Regions from separate parts of the Homo sapiens genome. Here region 2 is linked to region 1. Evidence: chromatin contacts called from ENCODE Hi-C or POLR2A ChIA-PET data. All regions are on one chromosome and are shown on one strand. The core of a region is the stretch at or near the end of the contact, and the rest is flanking DNA. Distances in the headings are between cores, read along the strand shown.

Region 1 (6,975 bases), core at 2,672-5,171:
TCACACCTATAATCCCAGCACTCTGGGAGGCCGAGGCGGGCGGATCACCTGAGGTCGGGAGTTCAAGACCAGCCTGACCAACATGGTGAAACCCCATCTATACTAAAAATACAAAATTAGCCAGGCATAATGGCGCATGCCTGTAGTCCCAGTTACTCAGGAGGCTGAGGCAAGAGAATCGCTTGAACCCGGGAGGCGGAGGTTGCATTGAGCCGAGATCGTGCCATTGCACTCCAGCCTGGGCAACAAGAGCAAAACTCCGCCTTAAAAAACAAACAAAAAAAACAAAACAAACAAAAAAACTCTCTCTGTATCTAAAACAAACTTTTTGGTGGCTTACACTTATAATCCCAGCACTCTGGGAGGCTGAGGTAGGAGGATTGCTTGAGCCCAGGAGTTCAAGACCAGCCTGGGCAACATAGAGAGACCCCCATCTACACAAATTAAATAGAAAACATTAGCCAGGTATGGTGGTGCATGCCTGTAGTCTCGGCTACTCAGGTGGCTAAGGTGGGAGGATCACTTGAGCCTAGAAGTCAAGGCTACAGTGACCCGAGATCATGCCACTCACTGCATTCCAGCCTGGGTAGCAGATCAAGACTCTGTTTCAAAAATAAAAAATAAAACAAGTTTTTAATAGTTTTTGGTAATACCCATCACAAAGAGATATTAAAGAATTAATAATAATGGTGATCACTGCCGTTTAATGAGAGATACCCATGGGTGTGTTGCTCTACAGTTTCCTTCTTTCTCTCACTTAATTCTGAAAACATTCCTGTGAGGTGGACAGTGTCCGAGCTCTTTCTGCCTCTTGGCCAGTTTGGGCCCTGTTCTTCCCATTACCCGCTATTCGGTTGCCCATATTTTCTCCCTCCTTTTTTGCCATGTCATGTTTTCTTCCCCAACTTGTATTCTCCTCTGCTTTTCCTTTGTAATAAGCTCATTCCCCTAACCTGTTGCATCTCTCACACCAAATTTCAGACCAAAAGAAAAACCTGTGATGGGTTTGGGGAAAGTATAGGCCCATGGGTAGGCTTTTTATTCCCTCCCTCTTCATCTCTTCTGTCTCTTAAATGAAGGCATCAGACTTTGTAACCAGTTAGCAGAGGGCATCTTGAAGGAGTTTGTCTTGTTCAGCATCAAAACCCCTGACATTTAACCCTCTGCCTAGTACATGGGCATTCAGTAAGTGAGTGAATAAATCCAATTCACATCGTACATTTATTTAAAAGAGTAGTTTTGCTGGGTGCGGTGGCACTCTAGAAGCCAACACAATGCTTTAGAATGGTATTGTGGCCAAATTATGGTGTACCCAAGTGTATGTAACAGTGATTTATGATAACAGCTAACAGGGTTGGAGGAATGTCTCAAGTATTAGTATTTAGAGAACCCAATTATAGAATACACATTGAAATGAAAATTGAATAACCTGTAACTGGATACTTACCATTCTCCTCCCACCTAACATGGACATACTTTTTACATTATAAACCATCTATTAGATTCTTTTAAAGGTGAGATTATGGAGATAGAAGAGCAAGGAAGAGCCAGTTAGTGGGTCAGAAAATGAAACTTCTGTGCTTAAAATGGTCATAAGTGATGTAGCTGTGAGCAAAAACTGCTCGCATTTGTCACTAATTTCGCTTCTAGGTGCTGAGATGTGTTTCCCATTTTAAGTATTGTTTACACTTTCCTACGTGTCCAGGAGAGTTTTGAGAATTGAGGAAAGTTTCCTGCTTATTCGTAGCTAGGTAGGCTTAGAATGGTTTTAACATTCTTTTATCATCCAGTTTGCTTGACCAATGGCTATGGGTTTGTTGCAGTTCTGCATCCGTTTCTGTACTTGTTTTGTAAAGAGAATCCACACAGTAAACAAAAGAGAGGAGAGAGGTAATCTTTCCATCTCTTTTAATACACTGTAAAAATTGGGATAGTGCCACCATCTGCTTATTTGTTGACGTATTATTCACAGTGCTGGTCCCAAAGGCGATAACATCTATGAATGGAGATCAACCATTCTAGGGCCTCCAGGATCCGTGTATGAGGGTGGTGTATTCTTTCTCGATATCACTTTTACACCAGAATATCCCTTCAAGCCTCCAAAGGTAAGAAATCTCCCTGTATGCTCAAATTTACTAATTCCCACAAGAGAGCAACTGTTGAGGTTTTTCTAAATTTAATTTTTAATCACAGAAACTAGATTTATCTTATGTCCTAATAGATCTGAGTATTTTAACATATACAAAACACTTCTTTAGGTTGATTTTGCCTTATCTGGCAGAGACCATTCTAGGATTAAGTGCTTTGTTTTGATGGTGCTTAAAATTGTGCTATTTATAGTAATATTGTCAGCAACCTAGAATTAATCCCCTGTTTTCCAGCCCATAGAGAAATGTTTTTGAACCTTTCTCGAGGTTAAAAATGGTGTCAAGCCAGGTGCAGTGGTGTGCACCTGTAGTCCAGCTACTTGGGAGGATTGTTTGAGCCCAAGAGTTTGAGTCCAGTCTGGGCAACAAAGCAAGACCCCAAAAAAAGGCAGGGCAGGTCAGGGGGCCAAACAACTAGAGAATCAGAATCTCTTCCCAAAGCTTTGGATTCTGTTGTGCTCCCTGTCATGTTTTGGTCTTGTTCCTTTACCTCCAGGCCTCAGTTTTCTTTCTAGGACAGGTGAGGATTGCCCAAGTCACCCATCTCCTGTACTCAATCTATGATTCTCATTCAGTCAGAAAGAAAACCCCGTCTTGGGGATTAGGTAGACTGCCAGATAAAAGTACAACTGCAGCAACAAGAAGTAATCGAAAGTCACTTTTTTAAAAAATTGGTAAAATTACAGGTAATTTTTACTTTGTGTTTTGGTATATTTCACAAATAAAAATTAAGAGACCCAAATAACACCAGCTTATGTGACTTGTGTTCTGCTGTGGTCCTTGCCCATTACTGGCTCTGCATCCATGGACACTCGATTATATAATAGTAAATTCTGTGATGTAGGTAGACAGGATGTCTATAGGACCTGATGTAACGGTCAGAAAAAAGCAGAAATAGACTTCTCTTCAAATTTTGTTCAGCCTTTTGGGTGTAGTCATTGTTTGCTAAGTATGTTGTTTAATTATCTTTATGTACCCATTATGTTGCACTTCAGTTTTTAAGAGGTATTTATGATTCTCAGTATTTTAAAGCTTACTTTGAGGCAGTGTAGTACTACCAGCTAACACAAGAGGTCAGCAAACAATTAGCTATTCAAACTTGGAAATGTTAATATTTAAAAGATTTAAAATTGCTAAAGATGAAATTAGGAAGTACTGAACTTACCGTCAGTGGACATAACATTTTAAATGAAATTGACACAGTCCCTGAGATGGTATCAATGAACACTTTCTAATCAAATTTATTGTCTATCTTCTTGACAGCTTTAATTAAAACTGCTTTTAGTCACCTTCTTAAGGGTCATTCAGTTGAATATTTAGTAACAAGTTTGTTTGCTGTTTAAATATTGTCTGTCACTTGTTTTTTTTAGGTTACATTTCGGACAAGAATCTATCATTGTAATATTAACAGTCAAGGTGTTATTTGCTTGGACATATTGAAAGATAATTGGAGTCCAGCACTAACCATTTCTAAAGTCCTCCTTTCTATCTGCTCACTTCTTACAGACTGTAATCCTGGTAAGGTTCATAATTCTTTACCTTGTTTTATTCTTCCTTACCTGAAAAATACTTGTTTCCAAAAGCTTTCAAAGGACAAAACTAATTTTTCTGCACAAGTTTGTGAATACAAAAACTAATCGGCTTTTCAAAAGAAAGTTTTAATCAAGTTCAGTCTACTAGTTGAGACACACAACTTCATTAATCAGTATATTCTAGCAACAAGGTATTTTAAACTGAAGACTGACGTAAGTTTGCCTTGGGCTTTTAGTTTCAATTATTCTTCCTCCTTTTTTTTTCCTGTTGCTTAATTTCCCATAGAGTTCTTATAAAACAAATCAGACACTTCTAAATGTCGAGTCATCTGCCTGGCAAGCCTCACCTGTGCCTCTGGGGTTCAGTGAGCATGTGTCCCATAGCTGGTCACTGAGATGGCACTCAATTTTGAAAATGGTAGTTGTTAAATACTTAGTGACTATTGAATTGTGACTTTTTTGGGACTTCATTTCATTTAAAAAATATTTTTCTGTAGTCACAGCTACTAGGGTGGCTGAGGTGTCAGGATTGTTTGAACCCAGAAGGTCAAAGCTGCAGTGAGCCATGAGCATGTCACTGCACTGCATTCCAGCCTGGGTGGCAAAGCGAGACCCTGTCTCAAAAAATATATATATATACACATATGTATATATATACACACACACAGACAAATATATTTTCTAGGTAAACCAAATATAAATTTATTAAAGATCCTAAGATTCAGAGAAATACTATACTTAATTGGAGGTCCAGGTTTTGCCTGGCAACCTGGCTCTTTAACCAGCGTAAAGGTTAATAGTGTTGCACTGCAACAGCCCCGAAGACTTCACAGTATTCACAATGCCGTTAACTGGTGACATTGAGCTAAGGGTCACATGAACACAGCTGGATGTTCATTGCAGTCTGAAGCCTTGACCGTTCCAGTCTCTACTGAACTCAGCCTAACACATAAGAGTAAAGAAACTCCAATTGAGTGTTGTTTGTTGGGAGAAAAATGGAATGAACTAAGATAAAGACAGACCAGTACACTAAAGCCTAAGCATTCCCTCTTCCCCCAACGTTATGTTTTTTTGAAATTTTGATGGAAAAATATCCAGCATGGTGGAGTGGTGTTTCGAAGATGGGTTTGATCACACATACTTTGTCGTACGTATCTACCCAAGCTGTCACTATTCGCTAAAGTTTAAAATGTTCTTTTCCTTTCTCCAAAGTAATCTACATTCTTTTCTTCCAGCCGACCCCTTGGTGGGAAGTATTGCCACTCAGTATATGACCAACAGAGCAGAACATGACAGAATGGCCAGACAGTGGACCAAGAGATACGCTACATAAATTGGGGTTTCACAATTCTTACATTATTTGTCTGTCACAGAAGAGAGCTGCTTATGATTTTGAAGGGGTCAGGGAGGGTGGGAGTTGGTAAAGAGTAGGGTATTTCTATAACAGATATTATTCAGTCTTATTTCCTAAGATTTTGTTGTAACTTAAGGTATCTTGCTACAGTAGACAGAATTGGTAATAGCAACTTTTAAAATTGTCATTAGTTCTGCAATATTAGCTGAAATGTAGTACAGAAAAGAATGTACATTTAGACATTTGGGTTCAGTTGCTTGTAGTCTGTAAATTTAAAACAGCTTAATTTGGTACAGGTTACACATATGGCCATTTATGTAAAGTCCCTCTAAGACTACATACTTTTTGTTTAAAACAAAATTGGAATTTGTTTTCCCTTCTTGGAAGGGAACATTGATATTTAACAGAGTTTTTAGAGATTGTCATCTCATATATATAAAATGGACACGTGGCTATAAAACACCATATAAGAGATGAGTAGTGCGTTTTATTTTATATGCCAATCTACTTTGTTTAAAAAAGGTCTGAATCAGGACTTGTGAAAACCTGTAGTGAAATACCTTAAGCTGTTAACTAACTGTAAGGCGTGGAATAGGAGTTGCTCAGTGGATTGGTTCTATGTTGTGGACTACTTAAGTCTGCATTTGTTACTGTGCTAATAAACAATATTAAAAACCACCTAATAAACACTGCTGTGTTCATTTACTTTTCTTTTGCCTTTTGGTTGCCATTCGCAGATTCTTCTGAAATCGATAGGTATCTGCTTCTAAAACAAGCTAAAAATAATGCATATTTAGTAGGTATTAGTTAGTTACCTATATTAGGATCTGTACTTTACACAGCTGTAGATGAGGTATCCTAGAAAAGGTTAAATAATCTACCCCATTTAGGCTTCAAAGACGAACCCTACTGCATCTTTTTAAAAGCATTTTCTGACTTGCAGATGCTGTAGTAGCAAGTACATGAGAAATGGGTTCCGTCATGGATAAATTGGTACCCTGCCTTAGGGGGCATTTTGGCAGTACATGTCCTGACCCAGCAGTTCTGTTTCTGTATGTCTCTTTCAGAGAAACTTATCTGGATACACATACATTCATTACAGAATTTAAAAAGAATTGGTAACTGTTTGTACTAATATAGACTAAGTTGCATTAGTAGGAAACAAAGCAAACTGGAAGGTACTTATTTAAAAATCATTATGAAAGCATTTGTCCATCTATGTAACATGCATGGGTGGGAAGCTAGATTAATATTCAATAACCGGGGGAAAAGGGTAAGGGGGTGAGTTAGTGTCTGGTAATTTTTTTTTACCAAAAAATGAATTTATGATGAGAAATTTTGAAGAATTATACTGTAGCAGCAATAGCTGATTTGTAAGTATCGTCTTTTATATGTAGTAGTTCTTCACTAGAGCTCATGAAAAAAGTATTCCATTTAAGATGTTACAAATTACTTGATGTTTTAATATGTTCTTTGTTGAATAGCTTATTTTACATTTCAGTCAAAATAGTTATTTCACAGGTGAAACCACTAAGTAGCTTACTTCCTACCTTTTAAATTAATAAAGTTACAGTCAGCCACATTGCTTGAGTCTTGCCAAAATCTTTAGAGAAACAACACAAACTCAGACATCTAAGTCAGATCAAATTAGAGCCCAATATTTTTGATACTTTTATTGTATATGACTAGTTTTCTAGAAAACTATTCCAGAAGATACAGTCTTCCTTCCAGAAAATACAGCTTTACTGTCCTTAAGTGCCTAATCATTTTCAAGAGGAGGAGCAAACAGTTTGCCCTCAAGTATCTGGTCTATCAACAGGGGTCTGGCTAAGGAAAAAACGGCCTTAGAGCGTGATGAACCTACTTAACACTACCTGGTACCTCAACTCATGCTAAACATTCTAATTTGAGCAAAGCTAAATCATGGGTCTTAGTCTGTTTA
Region 2 (6,975 bases), core at 1,548-4,047, 370 kb after region 1:
TATTCTCTATAGACCTATAATATCTGATGTCCACATCTAAATCAAGTGTTGGCAAATTTTATCTGAACAGAGCTAGATAATAAATATTTTAGGATTTTTGGGCCAAATAGTATTTTTTGCAATTACTCAACCATGCCATGCAGTGTGAAAGCAGCCACAGACAATGTTAAGTGAATGAGCACAGCCCAATAAAACTTTATTTACAAAAACAGGCAGTGGGCACTTTCCACAGTTTATTCCACAGTGAATTATATAATGCATTCAACACACAAACAAAACAAGTGAATGCACACTGTTAGACACAAGTGGGACAGCCTCCTGCAGTCACTGTGAGGCCTTGAGCATTCTAGCAGAGGCTAATATTCCACAGCCATTCATTCAGCTTCAGCTTGGAGAACTCTGCAATTAGAAGCTCAGTTATGTGGCTTGGCACCTCACACTTGGAGCAACACTTCCAAAATAGTGAGTGCATGAACAATAAATGGACTGCATGGAGAATCAGGGTCTGTAGTTTTCTGAGATCAAATTGGTGACATAAATCAAAACACTCTCTTTGTATGAATTTATTCACCGCAGGGCTGGAGATGAGTGACTTTGAACAGAGAAGAGAGGGAGGAGAATGAGGTGAAAGGAAGCATGCCAAGAGGCAGGATTAGGCACAGAGGCTGGGGCCTCGGACTCATTTGGGGGAAGATGGAAAAGTTAAAAAGGGCACCCAGCAATGCAAGCGACGCCTAAGAACCAACAGGGTGGGAGGCCCTGTCCGTCTGAGGCACAGAGACAGGAAAAGGCCGAAGGGTCTGCTGCTTGATTCACTCCCCTGGGCAGGCCTGATTTCAAAACCAAAATAAACTTAGGAGAGCCAGAGGGGAGGAAGGAAAGAAACAAACAAACAAGTGGAGCTTCAGCTTATGTTTTCTCCCAACCCACAGTCCAGTCCTGCGCCAAGCTGCCTGCAACTCCAGTTCTCATGTGGCATTGAACCTTCCCCTGAAGGACTGCTGCTCTGTACTTAGTACCATACGGGTAATCATCTCACCTATGATAGCTTTGTTCCCCAGCTAGACTAAAAGCATGCAGGTGGGGCCATCTCATCTGCTTTTGTGTTGAGTACAGATGTATACATTACTGCATACGCTGTAGTGCAGGCTCAGTGTGGATCTGTGCGGGCACATCATTACTTTGAATACCAACAGCTTTTACTCTAGCATGAGTCCTGTGATCAGTAACTTACAGCTCTACCTGGGCAGCAGGTATGATTATTATTTCCTTTTTCAACAGGAAGTCATTGATACATACAGAGGCCAAAGAACTAGAACGAGGTTACCAGCAAGTAGCAAAACCAGAATTCAAACCAGGTCACTCTGACTGGAGGCCCCAGCTCTTAACCTCTCAGAAGTACACTGCCTTTTCTAGAGTGTAGAGTTGGAAGGAACTCCAGAGATCGCTTGATTCAGTCCTTATTTTTAGATGTGGAAATGGAAAATTAAATGGCTTGCCCAAGGTCACAGAGCCACTAGCTGAGAAGCTAACTTGGCCTCCTGATGCTTCCTTCGTGCCCCCACTGCAGACCCACGCCTGCTCCATGAGCATCCAATAACTCTTCCATAAAGATTTATCAAAAATTCGAGGATGGAGCATCAGTCTCGACAGAATTTATTTTCAGGTGCTGCAAGGCAAGACTCTACATGGGCTTGGGATTGTTCCTACACAAAGACAAGCTGGCCAAGTTGAATGATTCAGGAGTTGCTTTAAATCACCAGATACATGAAGCAAGTAGGTGGCGGCATTTTTCTAAACAGGGACAAGTTACACATTTCAACTACGGCATGGAAAAGAGTGTCCTTCCCTAAGCTTAGAGCAAAAACGTTCATGCAAAAGTGAAACCATGGACACTATTAGTGCTCAGACACAAAGCTGACAGAAGCAGAAATGAACATGTTCTTAACAGTGTATGTGTATGCTGCTTTGACGAGAGAGGAACACACCGCCTTAAGACTCCTGGGAGCATACGTTTTGAAGGGTCAGAAAGAATTCAGCTTTGAAAAGTAGAATTAACAGCCACTTTGGTCCAAGTTTTTCACAACAAAGCACTACAAAGTGGGAATTAGCTCTGCTTACCTTTTTTTTTTTTTTTTTTTTTTTAAGGAAAAAAGCTTAACTCCTAAAAGTTATTTCCCATATCAGAGACTAGAAGTTTGTTTGTTTGTTTTTAATATATTGGAAAGCCCTCAGCATTTAAAGGAAGTTCTATTTGTTTAAAGATAGGTACAAAGAAATTCAGTTATAGATTTAAGTGATTTGGTTTATTTCCATTAACAAGTCCTTGTTTTCATCTATACAAATAGATTAATTAAATGTGTGTGTGTGTATGTAAGTTTTAAAAAGCAGCTTTATTGAGATATGATTCCCATATCATACAATTTACCCACAGAAAGTATACAGTTTAATGGTTCATGGTACATTCACAGAGTTGTGTGGTCATCACCATGGTCAATTTTAGAACAGTCTCATCATCTTAAAAAGAAACCCCATACCTTTCAGCTGTCACTCCCTTATCACCTCAACCCTAAGCAACCACTAATCTACTTTCTGTTTCTATAGATTTGCCTATTTCATGTAAATGGAATTATATAATATTGTGGTCTTTTGTGTCTGACAAGCTCTTATCTATATAATAATTTAGGAAAATACAGTTGTCAGGAGAGAAAATGAAGAAATGTTTTTTTCTGGGCACTCGGTGAGTCACACTTTATCTCTAGCTGACCAGTTTGTGTCTTACTAGCCAGGCAGCCCTTGCCGTATCCAGCACTCTGGACTCATGAGCTGTGTGGCAGCCCCAAGACTGTAGACATGACTCTCACCAGGAGGCAAGTAGGCTGGGGTTGCAGGGTGGATTTTGGACTGCAAGAATAAAAGGTAAGGTGGTCTTCAGGAAATGGTACAATTTCCATGCTGGAAAGCAATGTTTGCCTGTAAAGCTCCTGTTTATGAGACAGTAGTCATTTTATTCACTTATTCTTTCTCTGGCTTTCTCTTTATCATCATGTCAATTCCAGCTGCTCATCACTGGAGAAAAAGACACAATCATACTGATGGGCTCTGGGTAGACACATGGCCATGAACTCAGGTGCGCACTAAATGCTCTCAGGCACTCACAGTTCTTCCCCAGGTCACTGACTCTTCCATTCTCCTAGACAACTGTATCAAACTTCTCCTGTCTCCCCAGATCTCCAACAACTTCCCTCCAGTCTTCACTCTCAGCTATGTCCTGTCTTCCTATTTAACTGAGAACACAGAAGCAACTGGAAGATAATTCCCTACAATTCTTAGGACCACATCTACTCTCGGACCAGGATCTATACCTACGTATTCTATTACCACAGATCAGACTTTACATCAAAATCACCCAGACGGTTTGTTAAAACAGGTTGCTGGCCCCAACCCCAGAGTTTCTGAATCAGTAGGCCTGGGAAGGGCCTGAAAATTAGCATTTCTAATAATTCCCAAGTGATGCCGATGCTGCTGGTCTGGGCCCACACCTGGTCCTATCTAAGCTCAATCTCTCTTCTTGGGAATGCGACCCCAAGCCCTCCCACTTAGAGACATGTTGCAGAAATTCTCTCCTTTACCTCTTGCCTCATTACTTGGCCCTTCTTTACTTGGCCATCCTGTCAACTAGCAAACATGTTATTTCCTGAATCTTCAAAAATACATCTCTCGGCCAGGCGCAGTGGCTCACGCCTGTAATCTCAGTACTTTGGGAGGCCGAGGCGGGCAGATCACGAGGGCAAGAGATCGAGACCATTCTGGCCAACATGGTGAAACCCCGTCTACTAAAAATACAAAAATTAGCTGGGCGTGGTGGCACGCACCTGTAATCCCAGCTACTCAAGAGGCTGAGGCAGGAGAATCACTTGAACCCAGGAGATGGAGGTTGCAGTGAGCGGAGATCGTGCCACTGCACTCCAGCCTGACAACAGAGCGCGATTCTGTCTCAAAAAAAAAAAAAAAAAAAAACCAAAAAAAACTCTCTAGATCCCACTATACTCTTCAGCTTCCACTCCATTTCCCTGCTCCCCTTTAGAGCAAAGGAGTTGTCCTTACTCCCTGATTCCAATTTCTTTCCTGCCTTTTTCTCTGAAAGTTTCTCCAATCAGACTTAGTTCTCTCCCCACTCTTCAAAACTGTCTGAGTTAAGCCAACCCATGAGGCTCATATTGCCAAATCCTATGCAATTCTTGGAACTCATTTTATTAGACCTATCAGCAACACTTGATACAGCTAGCTTCTCACTACCTCTTCAAATCTTCCTCCATTTACCCTCCAGGATGAGACACTTTGCTGATTTTTCTCACTGAACAATCCTTTTCAGACTTTTCTGGTTCTTTTCCATCCAGCCTTTACAAGCTACAAGACTTACGCCTGGGATACCTTTTATTCTTCAGTTCTCTATCTGTACTTACTCCCTTGGTGATCTCATTCTGTCTCAATGGCTTTAAATATTATTCATAAGGTTACATTTCCCAAATATGTGTCTCTATAGACCCCAGACCTCTCCTTGAACTCTAGACTTGTATATCTAATTGTCTACTTTAATAAACTTGATATGTCCAAACTAGATTACAGAGCTTCCCCAGGCCTCCCTTAAAAGTCAAACAAACAAACTTGTTCCATCCTCTGTCTTCCTTAATCACTATAAATGATGATTCTAAATAATTCAGAATCAAAACATTCTTTCTACCTCCATCATTACTGTTATCATCTCTCACCTGGATTTTTATAATAACCTGGTCTTTCTGCTTTCATCTTTGTCCCCCAACATTTTATTCTCAACATAGCAGCCAGAGGTAGTCTTTTTAAAACATAAATTATGTCCCATGACTCCACAGGGCAAATTATATGTCAGTTCATTTGATCCCTGGGTGCCAAACCCTGCAATGGTTTTCCTATCACACTTGGGGTAAAAACCAAGTTCCCCACTCCCTCTGATTGTGTCTTCAGCTGTTGTTCCTCACTCACTCCATTCCAGTCTTGCTGAACTCCTTCTGTTCCTCAAACATATCAAGGGTTGCTCTCACCTCAGGACTTTTGAATGTGAGCTCTCTGCAAAGCTTCTCTCCCAGATACTGTCAGAGATCTTATACCAACACCTTCTTTAAGTCTTTGCCCAAATGTTACCTTTCAATAAGATTTTGCCTAATCACCCATTTAAATTACACCTCTCTTCCTAATCACTTTTCCACTTTCTCTCCAGAGAGCTTTTCACCTTTGAATATACTTCTAATATACTGCCTATTTTCCCCTACCCCCTACTAGACGGTAAACACCATGAGGAAGGGATTTTTTTATTTTTTTTTCTATTTTGTTAATTACTCTATCTCTAGAAACTACAATGGTGCTGGGCACACAGCAGATACTCAATACATTTATGTGTAGAATTTGATTCTTGCAAATATTCTTTCATCCAGTTTAGGTGGCTGGCGAAAACTGAACATGTCTTCTAGAGTATCTGGGCCCAGCATTGAAAGACAATAAATATTAGTGTGACATACAGGGGTAAACCATTCCATTTTTGGCTTTAAACATAATAGAAGGGGACATTATTCTTGAGCTTTTTTATGCCTTTCAGTCATTTATGTGCAACATTAAAATATTTTGCTACTTTTGGCATTCTTCCAATCCCACCTTGCCTGCTGGACTGCTTCCAATTTTCTTCTCTCTCCTTTCCTGTTCTTTTTCACCCAACAGCTGCCATGTACCGAATGTGTATGCCAGACTCTTTATACACATTATCTTATTTAATCCTTACAAAACCACTGTGAATTAGGGAGCATTATCTCTGTTTACCAAATGAGGAGACAGTTGCACAGAGAGGTAAAGTGGCTTGCTCAAGATCACATAGTTAACAAGAAGTTGAAGCAGAATGTGTCAGATCCTAAAGTCCACGCTTTTAAAATTATATTATGATGTCACCAATATGCATAATATATCTTATATGTCCAGTTTCCTAGTATTTAAATTTTGGCTTTTCACCCTCAATTATTTTTGGAGATTATACTGGAAATGACTTAATGACACACTAGATAGTAAACTTCATGTGGATTGGGGTTACAGGCCTTTTTTTTTTTTTGCTGGCATTCCTTCCATACCAGCACCATGGCCTAGACAGAGTGGGCACTCAATAAACATTTATAGAATAGATACTTGCTGACTTAAATATAGACATAGATAATTATACTAGTACATAGCTTATTTTTAGAACATATCTTTCATTCATAAATTAAAGATGACCTCTGGAAGCTTTAAAGAAGTAACTTTGTTGGAAAGCATGGGTTTTAAAAGTATTAATGGACAGTTGATACTACATGTAATAAGTACACAAGTCCTATGTCATCATCCAAAGTGATGTCTCAGTTCTTAGAGTTTTGGAGGCACTGAACTGAGGAAAGATGAAAAAATGATGTTTTTGCTCCTGCTTGGCATTGGCAGAACATATTTATGTCTTACTGACATTAATGTCTATTGGCCAAATTACATGTCAGTTCATTTAATCCCTGGGCACCAAACCCTGCAATGCTTTCCTGTCACACTCAGGGTAAAAACCAAGTTCCCCATTCCCCCTGATTGCATCTCTGGCTGTTTTTCCTCACTCACTCCATTCTAGTCTCACAGACCTCCTTCTTTTCCTCAAATATATCACTGTTTCTTCTGCCTCAGGACCTTTGAACATGAGCTCTCTGCAAAGCTTCATTTTACGTTTGAAGAAACTAGGGCCTTGAAAAGACAAATTTCTAAATGACACACAATAATTAGGGTCAGAGTTGAGTAGAGAACCCAGGCCCCCTTGGTGCTTAAAAAAATAACTGTGTTTATTGTACCTCTTAAATTTTTTGTTTGTTTGTTTGTTTTTCCTGAAAAGTTGCAGACAAAGTTTGGACATAGGGAATCAGCTTTACCCTGACACTTGGAAAA

The links. Hi-C counts contacts between places; a loop is a spot of excess contacts on that map. ChIA-PET counts read pairs that join two places held with the same protein, here RNA polymerase II (POLR2A). Pooled maps may share reads with other maps.
Region 2: a loop to region 1 is called in a map of colonic mucosa, with 4 times the contacts of the local background. The contact joins two enhancer-like sites. A Hi-C loop is called at or near these places in 4 of 168 maps with a recorded cell type or tissue (GM12878, colonic mucosa, left cardiac atrium and 1 more), 1 of 37 single-sample maps with no recorded cell type and 7 of 50 pooled maps. POLR2A ChIA-PET finds 5 or more read pairs at or near these places in 2 of 52 experiments (A673 and OCI-LY7).

What each region holds. Positions count from the first base shown.
Region 1 is chr3:23,885,595-23,892,569 of GRCh38, forward strand. UBE2E1 (ubiquitin conjugating enzyme E2 E1) reads left to right here. Exons shown (of 6, transcript NM_003341.5): 4 at 1,973-2,105; 5 at 3,518-3,665; 6 at 4,915-6,046. The coding sequence ends at 5,012. NKIRAS1 (NFKB inhibitor interacting Ras like 1) reads right to left here. Exons shown (of 5, transcript NM_020345.4): 5 at 4,357-6,975. Among named protein-coding and RNA genes, the nearest start is that of NKIRAS1, 28 kb to the right of the region's middle. Within about 2 kb of position 3,922, at least 2 of the 41 ENCODE cell types and tissues checked have a DNase peak (open chromatin) inside an H3K27ac peak, as active enhancers do.
Region 2 is chr3:24,257,499-24,264,473 of GRCh38, forward strand. All of the region lies in intron 3 of THRB (thyroid hormone receptor beta), which reads right to left. Among named protein-coding and RNA genes, the nearest start is that of THRB-AS2, 110 kb to the left of the region's middle. Within about 2 kb of position 2,798, at least 5 of the 41 ENCODE cell types and tissues checked have a DNase peak (open chromatin) inside an H3K27ac peak, as active enhancers do.